4 separate regions of the Homo sapiens genome follow, and regions 2, 3 and 4 are each linked to region 1. Evidence: read pairs that join two places in POLR2A ChIA-PET (ENCODE). Cell type or tissue: MCF 10A. All regions are shown on one strand.

Region 1 (5,000 bases):
TTTTTAAATACATGAATAGATCAGGGGAGATAACAAAATATTAAAAACTTAGTTTCCTCTGGTCAAATATTTATTCTCTGTTTCAGGTAGCTTTTCATAATTGTGATTTCTAGAAAGCTTCTGATAAGGGACTGTTAGTACAAGGCACCGTATCTTTCATTGCATAGAAGGAGTCTGGCAGGCATAAAATCATATTTAACAGTAAAATTTACATTTTTAGAAAACACTGAGAAGCTGAAATATATCCCTGACTGCAAAATGAAACTGTTGATGACATCAAAAATTCTGAGGATTCCCTCTTCAGTGAATGTCTAGTGAATACTTACTATGTGTTATTAGACTTGTAAGTTAGATTGGAGGCAAAATAACATGATAAAACTGAAAACTCAGTCTATTAATGGCTCTTTCTTTATATTTATTTTTTTATTTTCTTATTTTTTTATTAAGACAGAGTGTCACTTTGTCACCCAGGCTGGAGTGCAGTGGCATGATCTTGACTCACTGCAACATCTGCCTCCCAGGCTCAAGCAATCCTCCTACCTCGGCCTCCCAAGTAGCTGGGACTACAGGTGTGTACCACCATGCCTGGCTAATTTTTGTATTTTTTGTAGAGACAGGGTTTCACCATGTTGCCCCAGGCTGGTCTTGAACTCCTGAGCTCAAGTGATCTGCCCACCTTGGCCTCCCAAAATGCTGAGATTACAGGCATGAGCCACACACCTGGCTGGCATCTTCTTTTAAGATTATTTTTAATTGCACAAATTGTACACGATACATGTTTGTGTATTGAAAAATTCAAGTAAATACAGAAGCAAACACCCATGACTATCCCCAATTCTAAAGACTTTGCAGAGGAAAATATGGTTAACAGTTTGGGCTGAACTTTTCCAACTGTTTTTCTAGCTTAGGTTTATATTCTAAGTTCATTCTTAAGGCTTTTCTTTTTCATCTTTAAATTTGCTTTTCTTTCTTTATGCTGATGACTTCCTGTCAGCATTCTTGGTAAGTTATATACTCCGGTGGCGTTGCATCCAGACCCTATAAAGACATTTTTAATAATATCCCAAAGATCCAATCTCTTAAGGCTCTCAGATTTCACCTGTTTTTTAAAAGCAGACATTTTATGGACTGGCGAAGCAATCATTTAGAAACATACATCTCTGAAGCCATAATCATTTTATAATTTGTTCTGCCTCACAAACAACTGCAGCCAGTCTTCCAGGAGGACAATCCTTTAAACTAAATCTCCAGCATTAAAGCCGCTTATGGCTATTTCAGATAATGGGAGCTGTCCAGTCTGTGGTGTGTTCAGTCCCTTTCATTTAGGGAGAATCTGCTGTACGTAATATCGACTTGAAAATGAGCTCCGCACTAGAAATTCAGCAGTGAATGACGGAAATAAGTGAGCTTACAAAATTTATTGGAAATTTCTTTTTGAAGGTCAGAAAATATAACAAGCACAATAGCAAATGTGTATTTTTTTAAATATATATACCACATTCTTATGAGACCCTGTTTTATGGCAGTACCCTTTCAAAAAAAAACTGATTAAAGATAACTCAAACAAAGCCTACTTTGTAGATTTGTCTAAATTTCTGAAATAATAAATAAATACACAAGCCAAAAAAAATCTCTGGACATTTCCCCCAAAAGGAAAAAAAAATCCCAAAAAATATGTTCTTTGTGGACCTTGTAATAAGTCATATTTGTGAAGAAACACACTCTGTCACTTAAGAGTATATCATCTTGAATACTATTGGAATTTTTATTATACTCAGTTTCCTCTTTAAATTGGAAATTATAATGTCTGTTTTACAAGTATTGTTGAAAAATATGTTTGGGTTCCCCCCAAATTTATATGTTAAAAAGTAATTCCCAATGTGAAGGCATTAGGATGTGGGGCCTTTGGAAGGTGATTAGGTCATAAGGTTGGAGCCCTCATAGGGGGATTATGCCCTTTTAAGGGTCTGAAGAGACCAGAGTTCTTCCCTTCCACCATGTGAGAAAACAGCAAGAAGGTACCATTCTATGAACCAGGAAATGAACCTTCACCATATATCAAATATGCTGGTGCCTTGCTCTTGGACTTCCCAGCCTCTAGAACTGTAAAAAATGAATTCATGTTGTTTATAAACCACCCAATTTATGGGATTCTGTTATAGCAGCCTGAACAAAAGAAGACAATTGTACAATGTATGCATAGCAGAGGCTTTGCCATGTGCCTGCCCCATCACTGATTCCAGTTCCAACTGGTGGCAGACAATTCCCATACATACTGGAAAAACCTTATGCCAGATGTTTGCCTTATTGCTCAGCTTTTCTGCCTCAGGACTCGTTCTGAAGCTATAAGATTCCTCAGCCTTATATAGGACAGTCCAGAAACGTTGGGGCACTAACATCCATGGGCACAACCCTCAGCCAGTGAGAAATGGGGGTCAGTAAATAAATGCCTCAGTCTTCTGTTCTTCAGAGGAACAATTCTGAAATTCATTCTATATGGCTCCCTGAGGGGTCCATGGAATTGAGCCAGTTCTCCATAGCAATAACTGGCTCAATAATATATCTTTAATTGGCTTCCTGGAATCATTCCTCAAATAAATTATTTTCACCCAAATGCGTGTCTCAAGCTCTGCTAGGGGTAGAACCCAAACTAAGATATTAGTTAAAGTGCTTTTAATAGCGCCCTGTGGCCAGGTGTAGTGGCTCACGCCTGTAATCCCAGCACTTTGGGAGGCCAAGGCAGGTGGATCACGAGGTCAAGAGATCGAGACCATCTTGGCCAACGTGGTCAAACCCCATCTCTAAGAAAAATACAAAAATTAGCTGGGCGTGGTGGTGCACGCCTGTAGTCCCAGCTACTTGGGAGGCTGAGGCAGGAGAATCACTTGAACTCAGGAGGCAGAGGTTGCAGTGAGCTGAGGTCGCGCCACTGCACTCCAGCCTTCCAGCCTGGCGACAGAGCAAGACTCTGTCTCAAAAAAAAAAAAAGAGTCCAGTATAAAATTCATGGTTAGTATATGATGGTTTCGTTTCCTATGCCTCTTCAGTAGTGTCATTCTTTACTTGTGAATCAGATATCCAGATCTAAGCAATGACTCACTCTGGGGAAAAACAATGTCCTAAATATGGTAGCCTGTAGAGGCCACTGAGGACTTGAAATGCAGCCAATTCAAATTGAGAGGTGCTGACAGTGTAAGCTTTACAAGAGATTTCAAAAACTTAGAATAAAAAAAAGTAAAGTATCTCATGATATAATAATTTGTAGATTGATTAGTTGAAATAACACTGTGGATATATTGGGTGAAATAAAATATAGTATTAATATTAATTCCACTTGTTTCTTCTCATGTTTTCAAATATGGCTACCCAAATTTTTTAAGTTATATTAAGGCTTGTATACATCTATTGGACAGCGCTGCTCTAAACATTATAGGAAAGAGTCATGGTGTGAAGAGAGAGAGAGAATGTATGTGCGACTCAGAATATTCAACAAGATGTTTAATTGTAAGCCACAGAAACAATTTAGGCGGATGTAAGAAAGACTTCATTAAAGATTAAAGGAGGCTCCAAAACCTGGCCCAAAGAATCAAGCTTGGAGGCTGCACAGCGGGTACAATTGTATAGAGATAGTCTGCAAAATACCTGCCATCATTTTTCTTCCTGTATCCACATCCCTTAACAATGTGACTTTGAAGTTCCTCCCATCAGGAGGTAGGGTGTTTCTTTACCCTTTGATTTGGTGCTGGCCTTGTGACTTGCTTTGGCCAAAAGAATGTGGCAGAAGTGATGGTTATATCAGTTCTGAATGTAGACTTCACAGGAGCTCTACTTCTTGGAACCCTGCTGACCTGTCATGTGAACAACCCTGGGCTGGACTGTTCGGTGATAGAGACATGCGGTCCAGTCATCCCCATAGCCTCAGCTGACAGTCAGCCAAACCACAGAAACAGAGCTGCCTCATCGACCAGCAGCCAACTCCAAACACATGAATGAGCCCAGAGCTGTTCAGTTAAACCCAATTCAAACTGCTGTTTTCACAAGATCATAAATAAGCTAAATATAAGTTACTAAGTTCTGAGATGACTTGTGTCAAAGATAAATCCAGACACTGGTTAGACACTGGTTAAAGCACTAAGAATAAACTTTATTCCGTAATTATCACTGCAAAGGGAAAGAGGTTCCAACATGAACTGAACTTTGATTTGTGCAGAGGTGACTGGGCATGTTAAAGGGACAATGAGGGACTAAGGAAGGGGGAATGAGCAGGGGCTTAAGCAGAAACTGATCTTGTTAATTGGTGCTTATCTAAAGGAGAAGCAAACTTCTTATATTTATATGGCAGAAGGCAGTGGTGTAAATTAGAGGCAAGGTGCCACGGGGCTGGGCACCAGAGGGGGAATTATTTCCCTGAATGTTAATTTTGGGTGGTAGAAGATCTACATCGCAAAGGGGAAGAGAAAGGAATTACAACTGCAAGCTTCCTAAACTACAACTGCTCTAAGAGGGGAGGGTTCAGGGGCCTGTTTATTACTGGTTTGGACTGGATCAGTCTTGAGCTTTCCAAGGTGAGCAGTTTAAGGGGCTAGGGTCATTCTAGGAATGTAGCTTTGAGCTGCTAGAAACTATATTAATTTTTGCTCAAAAATTTTAGTGTGGGAGTGGAGTATGGAAAATAGACAAAAATCATTTATGCTGAGAGTCTGCAGTTTTTATAAGCCTACACTGGGGCATGGTCAAAAACAGAACTCAGAAGAGCTTATCTAAAGTTCAGTCAAGAAGAGAGTCTTTGCGACTTACCACTTAGTTATGGGATGATCAGTTATGCAGCAAAATCTAAATAATATCATTTTTCAAATCACACCACAGAACTGGTGCATTGGAAACCCCACCACCCCTCCTGCTAGACCCAGAAACTGCAGCTTGCGTGGCTGACCTACTGATACCAAACATGGCACCACTACTAGGGTCTCTGGAAAGGGCATGTACCTCCCACCACGGCT
Region 2 (5,000 bases), 76 kb before region 1:
CTAGTGAACCTATTCAATATAATGGAACAAAGAATCATCAAATGCTTCCAGCTGAATATACCTGTACCCTTTCCAGTAACAATATAAATTTTTCTCCATCAAAGTTAGTTAACCTCACAAAAAGGAAGAGGATTTTTATTCTGTGTGTTGCGTAGGTGGAAGAGCAGCTACATCTTTCATTTATCATTTGAGGTCTTTATTCATTTAACAACTATTTATTGGAAGCCTACTATATATAAAAGATAAACCTACTATGGACCAAATGCTCCAACTCTATGGTCCATCAGAATATTCTATCAGCATGAGCAGTGGAGGCAGGCAGCTATAAGGTGAATGGCCCACTCGTACCTCCCTCTGGCAGAAACAGTGGTGGATTTGGTCATTGTGGCACATGTAGGTGCTGGTCTCCCTGTTCCCACCCTACAGCTGCTGCTATTAAAATGAAAGCAGGAGCCCCAGGGCAGGATGCAGGCCTCTGAGGATCCATTATAGTCCATTCCTTTATGCCTTGAAAATCTTCCAGCCTTCTCCTGTCCTCTATTAAATGCAAATATACCACAGAAAAGAAATGTTTTGAACCACTATTAGGCAACAACTGTCAGGACCATATGACCACCTTCTAAATATAAGAACAGCACGTAGCAAGCCAGGAACAGAGAGGATATCAAAGACAATGTTATAAGCGCTAAAGACAAACCTCATCTATAATCTGCCTAGGAAATGCCCAAATTCCATTCTATACGTGTGGGCAGGGGTATATTCAACTCCCTCTCATTTCCCTATTTTTCTGGAGCCAATATTCAAGTTTTCTTCAACTCTGGGATATATATATATACACACACACATACATACATATACATATATATACATATATACATATATACATATATATACATATATACATATATACATATATATACATATATACATATATACATACACACAGATATACATACATACACACAGATATACATATACATACATATACACATATATGCATACATATACATATATGCATACACATATGTGTGTATGTCTGTGTGTGTGTGCGTGTGTGTGTGTGTGTCTGTGTATTTAAAAGGTCTTTCTACCTAGGATAGATTATAGAAAGGCAATTTCCAAAATGGCCCAGATTGCCCACTAATGCACTCTTTATCCTAAACTTCCCAGTGACTTATGTTCCAGAGTATTCTTTTTATAATATTTGCCTTTAGAAAGTCTTAATCCTGATTCCCAACTGTATTCAAGTACGATCACTTTAGTAACTTGGTGATATGGTTTGGCTGTGTCCCCACCCAAAATCTCATCTTGAATTGTAATCCCTATAATCCACGTGTCAAGGGCGGGACCAGGTGGAGGTAAATGAATCGTGGGGGCGGTTTCTGTCATGTTGTTCTCGTGACAGTGAGTGAGTATCACAAGATCTGATAGTTTTATCACCATCTGGCATTTCCCCTGCTTGCATCTCTCCATGCTGAGGCCCTGTGAAGAAGGTGTTTGCTTCTCCTTTGCCTTCTGCCATGATTATAAGTTTCCTGAGGCCTCCCCAGCAATGAGGAACTGTGAGTTAATTAAACTTCTTTCCTTTATAAACTATCCAATCTCAGGTATTTCTTCATAGAAGTATGAGAATGGACTAATACACTTCAGGAAAAAAAAAAAAAAAACCCACCTTATTTATTTGTTACCCTCAGTAGCTTACTTAATCATTTGTCCTTGTGTAAACAATGTGTGTTGAGACCCTAGGCAAGTATAATTCTGTTGTCTAACCTAAAACAAAGAATTAAATTTTTTTTTCATTTCATAAAGGAAAAGCTAAACTTTTGTAAAATGGCAATACAAATATCAACACATGTTATGTTTAATTAGTTGGACTAATATGAAAGCTGTCTGTGTATCAGCTTTTTAAGATTTTCATCCTGATCTTTGAGAACTGAGCAGTGCGGTTTTGCTGCCCTCTTGAGGAAAGACAAGAATCATTACACCTACTAATTTAGAGTTTTTATGTTCTCATTATGCTTATTGGAACTAATTAAATTACTATTAATTAAACCACAAATTAAAATAAGTTTTGAAATACTAATTGTCTATTAAACATCTCAAATTATATCCTCATGAGTAAACAAAGAAAAAGAATAAACATCTCAAAGAAACTTATAATCACTACATTACTAAACTTTGAAAATAACCAATAAAAGATATTGGGTCCACTATTTGACCTTTCTGGACAACCAACATGGAATAGTCATTTACTCAAAGGAACTCAGAAAGTGTGTGGCTCACTTATAGTCCTGGATTGCCTGTATAAAATGTAATGAATAAAATAACAAAAATAGGAATCATCCAAATCTATTATAAATAAATTTATCCTTTTACTCGCAGGCGAATTTAAAATTTGTGGATGTTAACATACTAAGTTCCTATAATTTAAATCTCCCAATTCATGACAATGAAAAAGCAAACTCCATAAGGAGTAGCTCCTTGTTTATTTATTCAACAAGCATTTATTCAAAGCCTTCTATGTACTCTTTATGAATAATGCCAAAGGTCAGTTGAGAAATCAATGAGTTATTTAATTCTTTCCTATTTGCCCTCTGACACTTCAAATGTGTGGCCAAATTTACACTCAGCATGAAAGTCAGCTATCAGGAAACTGGCCCAGGTGCATACATCTTCACCCATTCTCCACCTGAGCAATCAAACCATTAATATGTATTAAGAGCTCTCTGCCTGCACAGTTCTAAAATTTTAAACCTGTGAAAACTGAGAGTCAACTTTCATGTTATGGACTGGTCACAATTTTGGATATGCACACTGTAGCATGGTACTAGAGTGACCACTAGAGGTCGCATCAGGTGGAATTTACAGAGGCTGCTCATACGCAGATTGGATTCTCCTCAGGGGTGTGTCCTTTCCTTTCTTCCACCCCACACGGCCACTAGTGCCCCCTCCCTTGAGCTTGGCTGCCCAGATTGCTCACTAATGCACTCTTTAACCTAAACTTCCAGTGACTTATGTTCCAGACTATTCTTTTTATAATATTTGCCTTTAGAATGTCTTAATCCTGATTCCCAACTGTATTAACTAATTCAGACCACAGGCTTAATGAGTGATCATTGATTGGTGTCTTTGTCTTCTTATGTAGCATTTTTTTAACAGAGCCAGATAAGGACAAGCTCTGTGGTAATATAACAGAATGATTAGCAGTGCACCTATTTGGTTTTACAAGGTGGATATGATGACAATGTACAAAAAAGAAAAACTTATTTCTGTAGACTTATTAATTTCTACCCTGAATGCAATATCAAGCATGTATTATTGATTTTTATGTTATGTTCAGCTAAAAAGTCCTTCAGTCTAGAGATTTCAGATAATAAAAAGTCCAGGTCAGAACAGTCCCGACTAATTGTATAATGACAATCTCATTTCAAGTTAAAACTTCTCTTCTCTCCCAGCTTCAGACTTGGAAGCCTGCAATGGGCAAATAGGATGAAGCTGGCTTCCTTTCTCTTCCTTGTTCACCTCCTCTCCTGCTAGGTCAGGCCCAGGGAAGAGGAGTTGGCAGGAAAGTGCACAGCTGCTCCATGGTGACACAGTTGTGATCTCACATCATTTCTCTCCGGTCTCCAAGGCTGATTCTCCAATAAAGGGTTTTTGGAGACAGCCCTCGGACACCTTTGCACTAGAGTGCACCAACTGCCTCTCCTCCCACAGGCTACTTACTGCTCCCTCCTGCTGGCCCTTGGGCTTCTGGCTGCCCATTTCTCTCCTCAAGTCCCTTCACCATCAGCTATACTCCAGCGGAGGATGCTGACCAGCTCTCTTTTCTGCATTCACACAGCTTTCACAGGAAATGCTACTTTTATTCTCCCCCTTGTGTACATGCCTTTGCTCCCTGTTTAGCACTTTGTATGGTGCTACCGGGCAGAGGCACCTCCAGCCACAGCCTCTCACCTTTAGCTTCCTCAGGCATGAGCCAAATATCAGACACTCTATCCCTCAAACTCCAAGAGACCCTCACGTTCCTCAACATCCTTCTCTTCCAAAGAAAGGGAGAGGGGAAGAACAGCATGTCAACAACACTCTCCAAAGAATTCCTGACTCTCAGCTTCTTTGACTTCAACCTGTTTCAAAACTCAAGTAAGTGATTGTTTAAAGCTATCTTTGTGTTGCCATCTTTCTAGTTCCACATGAGTAGTTTGGCACCTTTTCTAAATTATAGGGCTACTTAAGAACAAGTATTTTGTTCCTGGCCTTTGGGACTTGTATAAAACTGAAGAACTGGCCAGGCACAGTGGCTCAGGCCTGTAATCCCAGTACTTTGGGAGGCTGAGGTGGGCGAATCACGAGGTCAGGAGTTTGAGACCAGCCTGACCAACATGGTGAAACCCCGTCTCTACTAAAAATACAAAAAATTAGCTGGACATAGTGGCGGGCACCTGTAGTCCCAGCTACTCCAGAGGCTGAGGCAGGAGAATTGCTTGAACCCAGGAGGCGGAGGTTGCAGTGAGCCGAGATTGTGACCCCACACTCCAGCCTGGGCAACAATGCGAGACTTCGTCTCAAAAAAAAAAAAAAAAACTGAAGAATTAGGGAAAATGTTATATAAAATGTCCTCTGAGATCTTGTGGGAAAGTTGTTAACATCTTTTTACTTTTTTTAATTTATTTTACAAATCTGTAAAATTGAGCCCATGCTTACACCTACCTCATAGGGCAGTTGTCAGCATTTATGGTGATAATGCAGACTTTGGCAGGAAAAAAAAAAAGAGGCAGAAAAAGACAAAGTCTGCTGTAAATAATGGAAAAGCTTGTGAAAGGAAAATAAATCTTGAGGCCCCCAAATCACTAAGCTAAAGGGAAAAGTCAAGCTGGGACTACTTAGGGCAAACCTGCCTCCCATTCTATTCAAAGCCAACCCCCACCCCTGCTCACTGAGATAAATGCATATCTCATTGCCTTCTTTGGAGGGGCTAATCAGAAACTCAAAAGAATGTAACC
Region 3 (5,000 bases), 190 kb after region 1:
GTGATCCACCTGCCTCGGCCTCCCAAAGTGCTGGGATTACAGGTATGAGTCACCATGCCTGGCCAATATACCTTTTAGAAACAACCTTTATTTGTTTATTTATTTATTTATTTGAGGTGAAGTCTCACTCTGTCGCCAGGCTGGAGTGCAGTGGTGCGATCGTGACTCACTGCAACCTCCGCCTCCTGGGTTCAAGCAATTCTCCTGCCTCAGCCTCCTAAGTAGCTAGGATTACAGGTGCCCGCCACCACGCCTGGTTAATTTTTTTATTTTTAGTAGAGACGGGGTTTCACCATGTTAGCCAGGATGGTCTCGATCTCTTGACCTGATGATCTGCCCGCCTCGGCCTTCCAAAGTGCTGGGATTAGAGGCGTGAGCCACCACGCCACACCATAAACATCCTTTTCTATCTTCCCAAGCATACTGGAAGGTTTATGACAGAAATGTCCCAAAGACTGGAGAAAAACAAAGATTAAAAACCATTGCTTTTGATTTTAGACAATGCAACCCCAAGTACAGAACTGCTTGACCTAATTTCTAATCCCTCAGGCAGTTTTGGTGAAATAGTCATTGCTTTGCCCTAGTCTTCCCAGAACAAGAACCAAACGTCCCTGAGGACACCAAATGACACCACCACCCCACCGCCAAGCTGGCACCAGCAAAGACGTAGGCTATTTGCAGAGAGCATGCCGCCTCTGCTGTGAGTGGGCTGTAAACTACCAGGGAGATGCGTGCTGCCTGCCTGGAGACAGGGTTGCTAGGTGCCTCTGAAGTAGTGAGACCGAGAGGTGTACATTTTTCCCCCACACTTCTTATTTTACACAGTGACAGTTGTAGCCTGGAAACAGAACTGAAGAATAGTGCCTGTAGTGTAGGGTATGATGGCCAGCCAAGTGCCCTATGGGGCAGAAGGAGTGGGGTTGAAGCTTTTATCAGGAACAGGAGAAAAAAGTAATGTGATTTGGTTTCACCATAATTACTTAAGCAGGCTGCGTGAGAACTAATTATGAGTTAATCTGGCTCCAGAGAAACCCCACCTCTTCCCTTTTCTAGAATGGTACTAAAATATCAACATTGCATCACCAGAAATCATTCCCATTGGTGGCCTTTCTTAAGAAAAGCAGCATGCTCTTTCCCTCGGAAAGCCACTGGAATCTGTACACACCCAGGAATTTACATCTTCCCAAGACAAATAAAATACCTCTGACACTCAACTCAGAGTGCTTGCCCATGATTATATCATGGAGAGAGTGTCGTTTTTAAATCTGGGGAGTAAGGAATGCAGAGAAGGAAATGAAGAATAAGTTAAGAGCTTTCTGCCATTGTTAGACTCAGGAGGGGTTCTGAATTTCAGAACCAGGCTGCTCATTGATGATATCTTGACTCTCCCAGGTTCTCACCAGGATCCAATGGCCCTAAGGAGACAAGTACATTTGCTTGGAAAACTGGTCACCTAATTCCCAAAAGGACAGAGCTAACATTATATGTCTCAGCATCCAGTCCATCCTAGATGGATTTCGATTCTATCTAGGTTAGTAGTCCACATTACAGCTCTAGATGAAAATTCAATAATGCTGCTAGAATATGCTTGTAGAATAAGCTTATCTGTAATATGCAGACCTTATGTGAGTTCTGAGAATGAAAGGAGTTGGTATACTACAAGTGTAGAAAGAGCATGGATTCAAATGCTGGGTTCAACCTGGCTTCAAATCCTGACTGATGCTTTCTAGCTGTATGGAATTTACTGGCCTTCTCTGAGTCTTAGATTCAACTGGGAAAGGCAGTAAAAATGTCATTCCCCTTGAAGGATCTATGTAAGAATGAGAAATAATACATGAAGTGCTTTCACAGCACTTGAGACAGAGGATGTACACTATAAATGGTAACACATGCGATAGTCATGTCTCTCGCTATGAGAGTGTTGGGGCTCAGAAAGCGATACCCCAAAGACTGGTGCTTTGAAATGTTGAGAGGACTTAGAAGCTGCCTCAGAATCAAGGTCCTTCTAACCTTGACTTGTTCCTCCACCTCAAGCACAGGGAGTGATTCTTTCTGGAATGTCCTTATCTGACCAAGAAAATTTCTTTCCAAAAGAATTGTAATTGTCTTAAACCCCTTTTCTAGGGAATCTCATCAAACAACCAGGGAGGATCAACCACCAGAGAAAAGAAGAGACTGGGAGTCATCACCATGTCCCCAACAGAATTTTCATCTATCCTTCTGAGGACAGCTCCAAGTGATTACCTAGAGGACTTTGCTTCATAATAAGTCAACCTTCATTCCTGTGCAGCCCCACCTCTCACCTTCCCAAAATGTCTGCCTCCCATCTTCTGGGTCCATTCATTCTCTCAAATGATTTGCTGCCCCTCAAAAGAATTTTCCACGTTCCTCATCTCTCCCCTCCCCTGGGAAAAAGCATATATAAGCTTCTATACCACCCTGGGTTATTGGGTAATCATTCTCCAGCAATTCTCCCATCCTGTGCACATCAAATAAATTCTGTATGCGTTTTCTTTTATTAATGTGCTTTTTGTCTGTTGATTTTCAGTGAGTCTTTAGAGGGCAAAGGGGAAATTTTCTCCCTGCAAGAGTCTTATTATCCGAGTGTCTCTGCAAGCAGCACGTGGGGGTTACAAAGACAGACAATGCCTGACTTTTGTCTTCTGAACCACCACGGTTTAGTTAGATGGAGGCGGGAAGGAAGGAGGTAGGGAGAGTGGGACTACCTGAAGCAAGTAGCAACAAAACGACACTATATAATTAGATAGAAAATTGTGTGTTACAAATTCTGGGTGGGGTAGGAATTCAGGGAAAAGAAAGAACAATGAGGGTGCAGCAATAGCTTCAACCACTGAACAGAAAAACAAACATAAGCGTGATTTGCCAACTGTCAAGATTTACACAGAAGTCATACAGTAGGTCCAGCAAAAACAGAAGAGCTGTACACCAAGGCTCATTTTTAGCACCCAAAGGGCATGCAAGCAAAAGCAGCTAGCTCTGGTTACTTTTTCCCCAAAGAAACATTCTCGAAGACTGGTGGGCTTTGAAGGTTCTAAGCATGGGCCTTGACTGGGTCCACCCGTGGCGTTTAAGAGATGAGCCGCCATCTTTATTTTGCAAGAAAAGTCAGTTTACAGTTAGAAAACAAGGAGCAGAAATAAATCATACCATTCCAGAAAAGGTACAAGCTGAAATGTAAGTTTCAAAATGTAGCCCCTTGTAAGGTTAGAATGGCTTACTCTTCCTATGACTCTGCTTATCCCCCTCGTCAGATATTCCCTTAAATATAATGGGCTTATGCCCAATCCCGTGAACATGGAGGTACAATCAATGGCACTTTTATAGCTAATCAGAATCTTTATGCTCAGGAAAATGTACAACTGTAGTCATTATTGATGACCACCCCTACAGTGGGAGAAGAGAAAAGAAAACACAGTAGCAATGATTATGTATTTAAGTCACACTAATACTTTATATTTTGTGCAGATTTGCCTAAATACCATAAATACTTCAATGTAAGATGACATTTCCCCTGAACATTTTTTCATACAAATAAAATGAATTCCCTTATATTGGAGTCTTTATAAAATCTATCCAGTTATAGGAGTCCTATTCAATTATTTTGAACAGCTAATTATATATGTATGAATATAAAGTGTAGTTTTTCCCATTTTTTTCTTAGAGATACAAGAATTCACCTTATATTTTAATCTGTACAAAATCTTTCCTGTTATGAGAGGCCTATCCAATTATTTTGAAAAGCTCATTGTGAGAAGACACGATGTTCTGATTCAGTCTCAATCAGTGCAAGTTTAAAATGCTTATAGGGATCAGCTGATGGCGTTGGTAAAAAAAGAAGACAAAAATATTTTACACGGATTTGTAATGATTCCTGGAGGTATGAATTCTAAATTATAACAGTTGGGTAACACTGTAAATGTTCCATTTAAAGGACAACTTAAAAAACAGTAGACTAAGTGATTATATTGGAAAGATTATAAATATAGATTCACATATGAAATAAACCAACGCTGGAGTAAAGATGGCTAAATGAACATATTCATTTGTGTTTTGAACCCCCACTAAAACATGATAAAGAGTTTTTTTTTTCCAGAACATAAAATTATAGGGACCAAAAATGAGGGAAGAGACAACAGCATCAAAACTTGGAAGTTGGGGCCAGGTGTGGTGGCTCATGCCTATAATCTGAGCACTTTGGGAGGCTGGGGCGGGATTGCTTGAGCTCAGGAGTTCGAGACCAGTCTGGGCAACGTAGTGAGACCCTTGTCTCTACAAAAGATAAAAGCAAAAATAAATTAGTCAGGCATGGTGGCTCACACCTGTAGTCCCAGCCACTCAGGAGGCTGAAGCAGGATGATTGCTTGAGCTTGAGAGTTCAAGGTTGCAGTGAGTGTGATCGTGCCACTGCACTCCAGCCCATGTGACGGAAAAAAGAAAAAGAAGGCCGGGCGCGGTAGCTCACGCCTGAATCCCAGCACTTTGGGAGGCTGAGGCGGCTGGATCACGAGGCCAAAAGATCAAGACCATCGTGGCCAACATGGTGAAACCCCATCTCTAAAAATACAAAAATTAGCTGGGCGTGGTGGTGCGCACTTGTAGTCCCAGCTACTCAAGAGGCTGAGGCAGGAGAATCACTTGAACCTGGGAGGCAGAGGTTGCAGTGAGCTGAGATCGCACCACTGCACTCCAGCCTGGTGACAGGGCAAGACTCCATCTCAAAAAAAAAAAGAAAAAAGGAAGTTGGAAAGGAAATAAATGAAAGAAAACTGATGTAGCATACAGAAAAAGTGCTGGCTCCCAAGATGGTAGGAGAAAAGCTGAGAAGCCATTGATTGCAACACAAGTCTTGGGAACTGGTAGTGCTAGGTGGCTCTGAAAATAAAATTGAAAAGAGCAAAAACAAACAATTAGAGCCTCAAGTCTCCTATCTACTTTCAAGAAAAGCCTGGAAATTTATTTTTTGGGCAAAGCTAACACAG
Region 4 (5,000 bases), 170 kb after region 1:
CATACTGCCAAAAGAAATCTACAAATCCAATGCAATCCCCATCAAAATACCACCATCTCTCTTCACAGAATTAGAAAAAACAATTCTAAAATTCATATGGCACCAAAAAAGAGCCCACACAGCCAAAGCAAGACTTAGCAAAAAGAACAAATCTGGAGGCATCACACTACTTGATTTCAAACCCAAACCCAGCAGAAGATAGGAAATAACCAAGATCAGAGCAGAACTCATACCATAAGGCCATAGTCACCAAAACAGCATGGTACTGGTATAAAAATAGGCACATAGACCAATGGAAAAGAAAAGAGAATCCAGAAATAAACCCAATACTTTCAGCCAACTGATCTTCAACAAAGCAAATGAAAACATAAAGTGGGGAAAGGACACCCTTTTCAACAAATGATCCTGGGATAATTGGCTAGACACATGTAGGAGAATGAAACTGGATCCTCATCTCTCACCTTATAAAAAATCAACTCAAGATGGATTAAGGACTTAAACCTAAGACCTGAAACTATAAAAAATTCTAGAAGATAACATTGGAAATGCCCTTCTAGACATTGGCTGAGGCAAGAATTTCATGACCAAGAACCCAAAAGCAAATGGAGCAAAAACAAAGATAAATAGTTGGGACCTAATTAAACTAAAGAGCTTTTGCACAGCAAAAGGAACAGTCAGCAGAGTAAACAGACAGAATGGGAGAAAATCTTCACAATCTACACATCTGACAGAGGATTAATATCCAGAATCTACAATGAACTCAAACAAATCAGTAAGAAAAAAACTAACAATCCCATCAAAAACTGGGCTAAGGATATGAATAGACAATTCTCAAAAGAAGATATACAAATGGCCAACAAACGTATGGAAAAATGCTCGACATTACTAATGATCAGGGAAATGCAAATCAAAACCATAATGCGATACCACCTTACTCTTGCAAGAATGGCCATAATCAAAAAATCAAAACACAGTAGATGTTTGGTATGGGTATGATGAACAGGGAACACTTCTACACTGCTGGTGGGAATGGAAACTAGTGCAGCCACTATGGAAAACAGTGTGGAGATTCCTTAAAGAACTAAAAGTAAACTACCATTTGATCCAGCAATCCCACTACTACCCAGAGGCAAATAAGTCATTATTCAAAAAAGATACTTGACATGCATGTTTATAGCAGCACAATTCACAATTGCAAAATCATGGAACCAATCCAAATGCCCATCAATCAACAAGTGTATAAAGAAACTGTGATATGTATATATACACACACACACACACACACACACACACACACACACACACACACACACATTGGAATACTACACAGGCATAAAAAGGAATGAATTAACAGCATTTGCAGTTACCTGTATGAGATTGGAGACTATTATTCTAAATGAAGTAACACAGGAATGGAAAACCAAACATCATATGTTCTCACTGATGTGTGGGAGTTAAGCTATGAGGACACAAAGGCATAAGAACGATACAATGGACTTTGGGGACTTAGGGGGAAGAGTGAGAGGGGGATGAGGGATAAAAGATTACAAATATGGTGCAGTGTATACTGCCTGGGTGATGGGTGCACCAAAATCTCACGAATCACCACTAAAGAACTTACCCATGTAACCAAATACCACCTGAACCCCAATAACTTATTGGAAAAAAAGAGTTAAAATAAATAAATAAATAAAATCAAAAGTCTAAAAAATAAATAAACCCAGAGTTCTCAGGAAATTCAGGAAGAAATGCTTCAATGGAACAAAGCTAAAATAATATATTTTCTCCAAAGGCTCTCATTTTCAGTAAAATTCTGTATATTGCTGAGTGAAGCAAATCCAGTTATATTGTTCCCAGGAAGAAAGAGGAGAAGGGTGTGAAAGAGATAAAGCATGTATACTTGAAGCCCACACAGAGTCACATTCTCAGATTTTCCATCCTTACCTTAGGGACAAACACTGGCTTCATGTCATGGGGATGGTAACTGAAGCCTTAAAAGAGTACATCACCAGCTCAGGGACAAATGACTAATACATGGCAGGGTGCAGCTTTGAACTCAGCATAGTGAAGGAAATCAAAATATTTTAACGCAAATATATTTAGTTGACATATTTTGAGATGGCTGTTACAGAGCCAGTAAACAGAAGTTGTCCTGCAAAGCTGTCTTTTGTGAGGAAGATTCACCTCTGTAGAGAATCTGCATCGGTGCACCCAGGCCCTTTCTTGTCTGGATCTAGGAAAGATAAACTGAGAGTTTGACACCTTTAAAGGCCTGAAAGAAACATTCATCATCTATTCAGTCTGAGGTCTGCTACATAACAAGACCACCTTTTCTAGCCAGGCCTCCTCTTCTCTCCCTCTTGGAGGGCTGCCAGCTATGAATTTTCACCTACATAACAAGACCAACTTTTCTAGCCAGGCCTCCTCTTCTCTCCCTCTTGGAGGGCTGCCAGCTGTGAATTTTCACCTACATAACAAGACCACCTTTGCTACAGGCCTCCTCTTCTCTCCCTCTTGTAGCCTGTCTTATCACTATAACCTGATTTACCACCGTAACCTTTTATCGGCCATGCTCTGAGCCTCTATCCTTTCTGTACTTCAGGATGGTATATAAGCTTCTGCACCCCATTAGGGACTGGAACTGGCTTTCAATTCCAAATTCCTGTTGCAGTTCAGCTTTGTCCTTGCATGCGCTCTGTGGTTCTCCCCTGTGTGCACATTAATAGATTTTTATGCCTTTTGTGAGTTGATTTTTCACCAGACCTTCAGAGGGTGAAATAGTTTTTCCTTGGCCCCAACAATGGTCAAAATCAAACCCAAGTTTTATACTTTGTCCTTTTCTTTCCTAAATACCACTCCCTGGACTGGTGCTAGCCTGGTTTCTACCAAGACTCACCTGGGAAGTGTCATAAAAATGCCTGTGTCACACACAGGCTCCAGAAAATCCAATTCAGTGTTTGGAGTAAAATCTGGGAAGCTGTGTTGCTTTTTTAAAAAAAAAAAGTAAATCAAAAAATAAAATTCTAAGGCCCCCGCCCCCAACCAACAGAATGGACCCCTCCTCTCAGCCAAGGGCATTTCAAAGTTAACCTGAAAAAACTAGTTCAGGCCACGATGGGAGTGGGGAGCTGGACATGCCTCATTATACCCTCCTCCATTTTGGAATTATTGACAGAACAGACTCTTTAAATCTGATAAGAAACATTTACAATCTATTCTCTGAAGGCTGCTACCAGGAGACTTCATCTGCACGATAAAACCTTGGTTTCTACAACCCCTTATTGTAACCAGACCTTCCTTTCTATTGATAATAACTCTTTCAACAAATTGCCAATCAGAAAATCTTTAAAGCTACATATAACCTGGAAGGTCTCCTGCTTTGAGTTGTCCCACCTTTCTGGACCAAACCAATATACATCTTACATGTATTCATTGATGTCTCATGTCTCCCAAAAATGTATAAAACCAAGCTGTACTCCGACCACCTCGGGTGCGTGTTCTCAAAATCTTCTGAGGGCTGTGTCAGAGGCCATTGGTCACTCATATTTACCTGAGAATACATCTCTTCAAATATTTTACAGAGTTTGCCACTTTTCATTGACAAAAGTCTCCTTGACATTTTCCTACAGCCAGACTTGGGCACCATTGCAGTATATACTCTTTTAAGCCATTTTTTCCCCCAGCAATTAATTAGTTGATTTCATGAAAAACTTAGCTCATCTTTCAAATCAAAGTAGAATGCATGTGTCACTCTTTGAAAATTTGTTCTTTCTACAAATGACGAAATAAGTTTTCAAAATTTTTAAATTTCCAGTGGTCTTTTAGAAATGTCTGTGAGGTGTAATTTATGGGATGTTTCCTTACACTCAGAAAATGAGGGTGCTTTTTGGAGCGAATTTGTCACCCACAATGGTCTTGCTGCAAAACCCTACTGTTTCCTGCAAGATTCAAGCATTTCCTTACTTCTTGATGGCTCAAAATGCCCGGGCTTCTGATGCTCAGGACAGAATCCCCAGCTCATACATTTTTAGATTTACTTCACTTTCAGGATTTACATATTTTAAGCATGAGGCTATGGATGTGTTTCAACCAATTTTCTAAAATACGCTTTTTCCTAAGACAATTTTTGCTTCTTGTTAAGACTCTGAGTGTTGAACATCTCTTGGGACCTGAGGTGGAGATTTTTATAACCTTCTGCTCTCCAGTTATAGGCTATTTGTGTCCCTACGTCCAAGTCTCAAGTTTATTTCTCCTTCTCATTTACTCCTTTACTATGAAGGGGTCCACAGCTAGACTAAAGTGGGGTTTAACGAACTGCAACCCAGGGGCCATTCTAGCCTGACATCTATTTTTGTTAACTAAAGTTTTATTGGAACACAATGACGTCCATTCATTTGCTTGTCTCTGACTGTTTTTACACTACAGTGGCAAAAAGGAGTAGCCAGAAGTAGACAGAGACCAGATGGCCTGCAAAACCAGAAGTATTTATTATCTGGCTCTTTTTTTTTTTTTTTTTGAGACGGAGTCTCGCTCTGTCACCCAGGCTGGAGTGCAGTGGCGCGATCTCGGCTCACTGCAACCTCTGCCTCCCAGGTTCACACCATTCTCCTGCCTCAGCCTCCTGAGTAGCTGGGACTACAGGCGCCTGCCACCACACCAGGCTAATTTTTTTCTATTTTCAGTAGAGATGGGGTTTCACCGTGTTAGCCAGGATGGTCTCGAACTCCTGACCTTGTGATCCTCCCGCCTCGGCCTCCCAAAGTGCTGGGATTACAGGCGTGAGCCACCGCACCCAGTCCTATCTGGCTCTTTAAAGGAAAAGTTGCCAACCCCTGGACTAACGGAACATTCCTAGTGAAAATATTTATAAGTTTTCTTTCAATAGGGAAACATCACATTACTTCTAGCATCACTCTAAACTGCATGTGCTGTGAGGATTTTGCAGTTTGCCAATGTTTCTTTATCTTTTATCGTTATCTTCAGGCCACAACATACAAAGA

Evidence for each region. ChIA-PET counts read pairs that join two places held together with the same protein. Peaks named below come from ENCODE experiments on the same cell type or tissue, not always from the same donor. Only the 100,000 strongest peaks of a DNase experiment are listed, where the experiment ranks them.
Region 2: POLR2A ChIA-PET joins it to region 1 with 5 read pairs; 2 of 35 experiments call an interaction of 5 or more read pairs at or near these places.
Region 3: POLR2A ChIA-PET joins it to region 1 with 6 read pairs; 3 of 35 experiments call an interaction of 5 or more read pairs at or near these places.
Region 4: POLR2A ChIA-PET joins it to region 1 with 5 read pairs; 4 of 35 experiments call an interaction of 5 or more read pairs at or near these places.

Annotation. Positions count from the first base shown.
Region 1 is chr21:17,847,363-17,852,362 of GRCh38, reverse strand. The region is part of intron 1 of LINC03147 (long intergenic non-protein coding RNA 3147); the gene reads left to right. All of the region lies in intron 2 of LOC124900465 (a long non-coding RNA gene), which reads right to left. Among named protein-coding and RNA genes, the nearest start is that of C21orf91, 31 kb to the right of the region's middle. In MCF 10A, no CTCF peak of the experiment used is centred here; DNase peaks (open chromatin) are centred at 3,112 and 3,912.
Region 2 is chr21:17,923,044-17,928,043 of GRCh38, reverse strand. It overlaps a transcript of CHODL not described here. Among named protein-coding and RNA genes, the nearest start is that of LINC03147, 40 kb to the right of the region's middle. In MCF 10A, CTCF peaks have their summits at 1,987 (motif pointing left) and 2,858 (motif pointing right); DNase peaks (open chromatin) are centred at 1,953 and 2,863.
Region 3 is chr21:17,656,794-17,661,793 of GRCh38, reverse strand. LOC124904999 (a long non-coding RNA gene) reads left to right here. Exons shown (of 2, transcript XR_007067821.1): 2 at 2,125-2,518. Among named protein-coding and RNA genes, the nearest start is that of BTG3, 46 kb to the right of the region's middle. In MCF 10A, no CTCF peak of the experiment used is centred here; no DNase peak of the experiment used is centred here.
Region 4 is chr21:17,680,135-17,685,134 of GRCh38, reverse strand. No RefSeq gene overlaps it. Among named protein-coding and RNA genes, the nearest start is that of BTG3, 70 kb to the right of the region's middle. In MCF 10A, no CTCF peak of the experiment used is centred here; no DNase peak of the experiment used is centred here.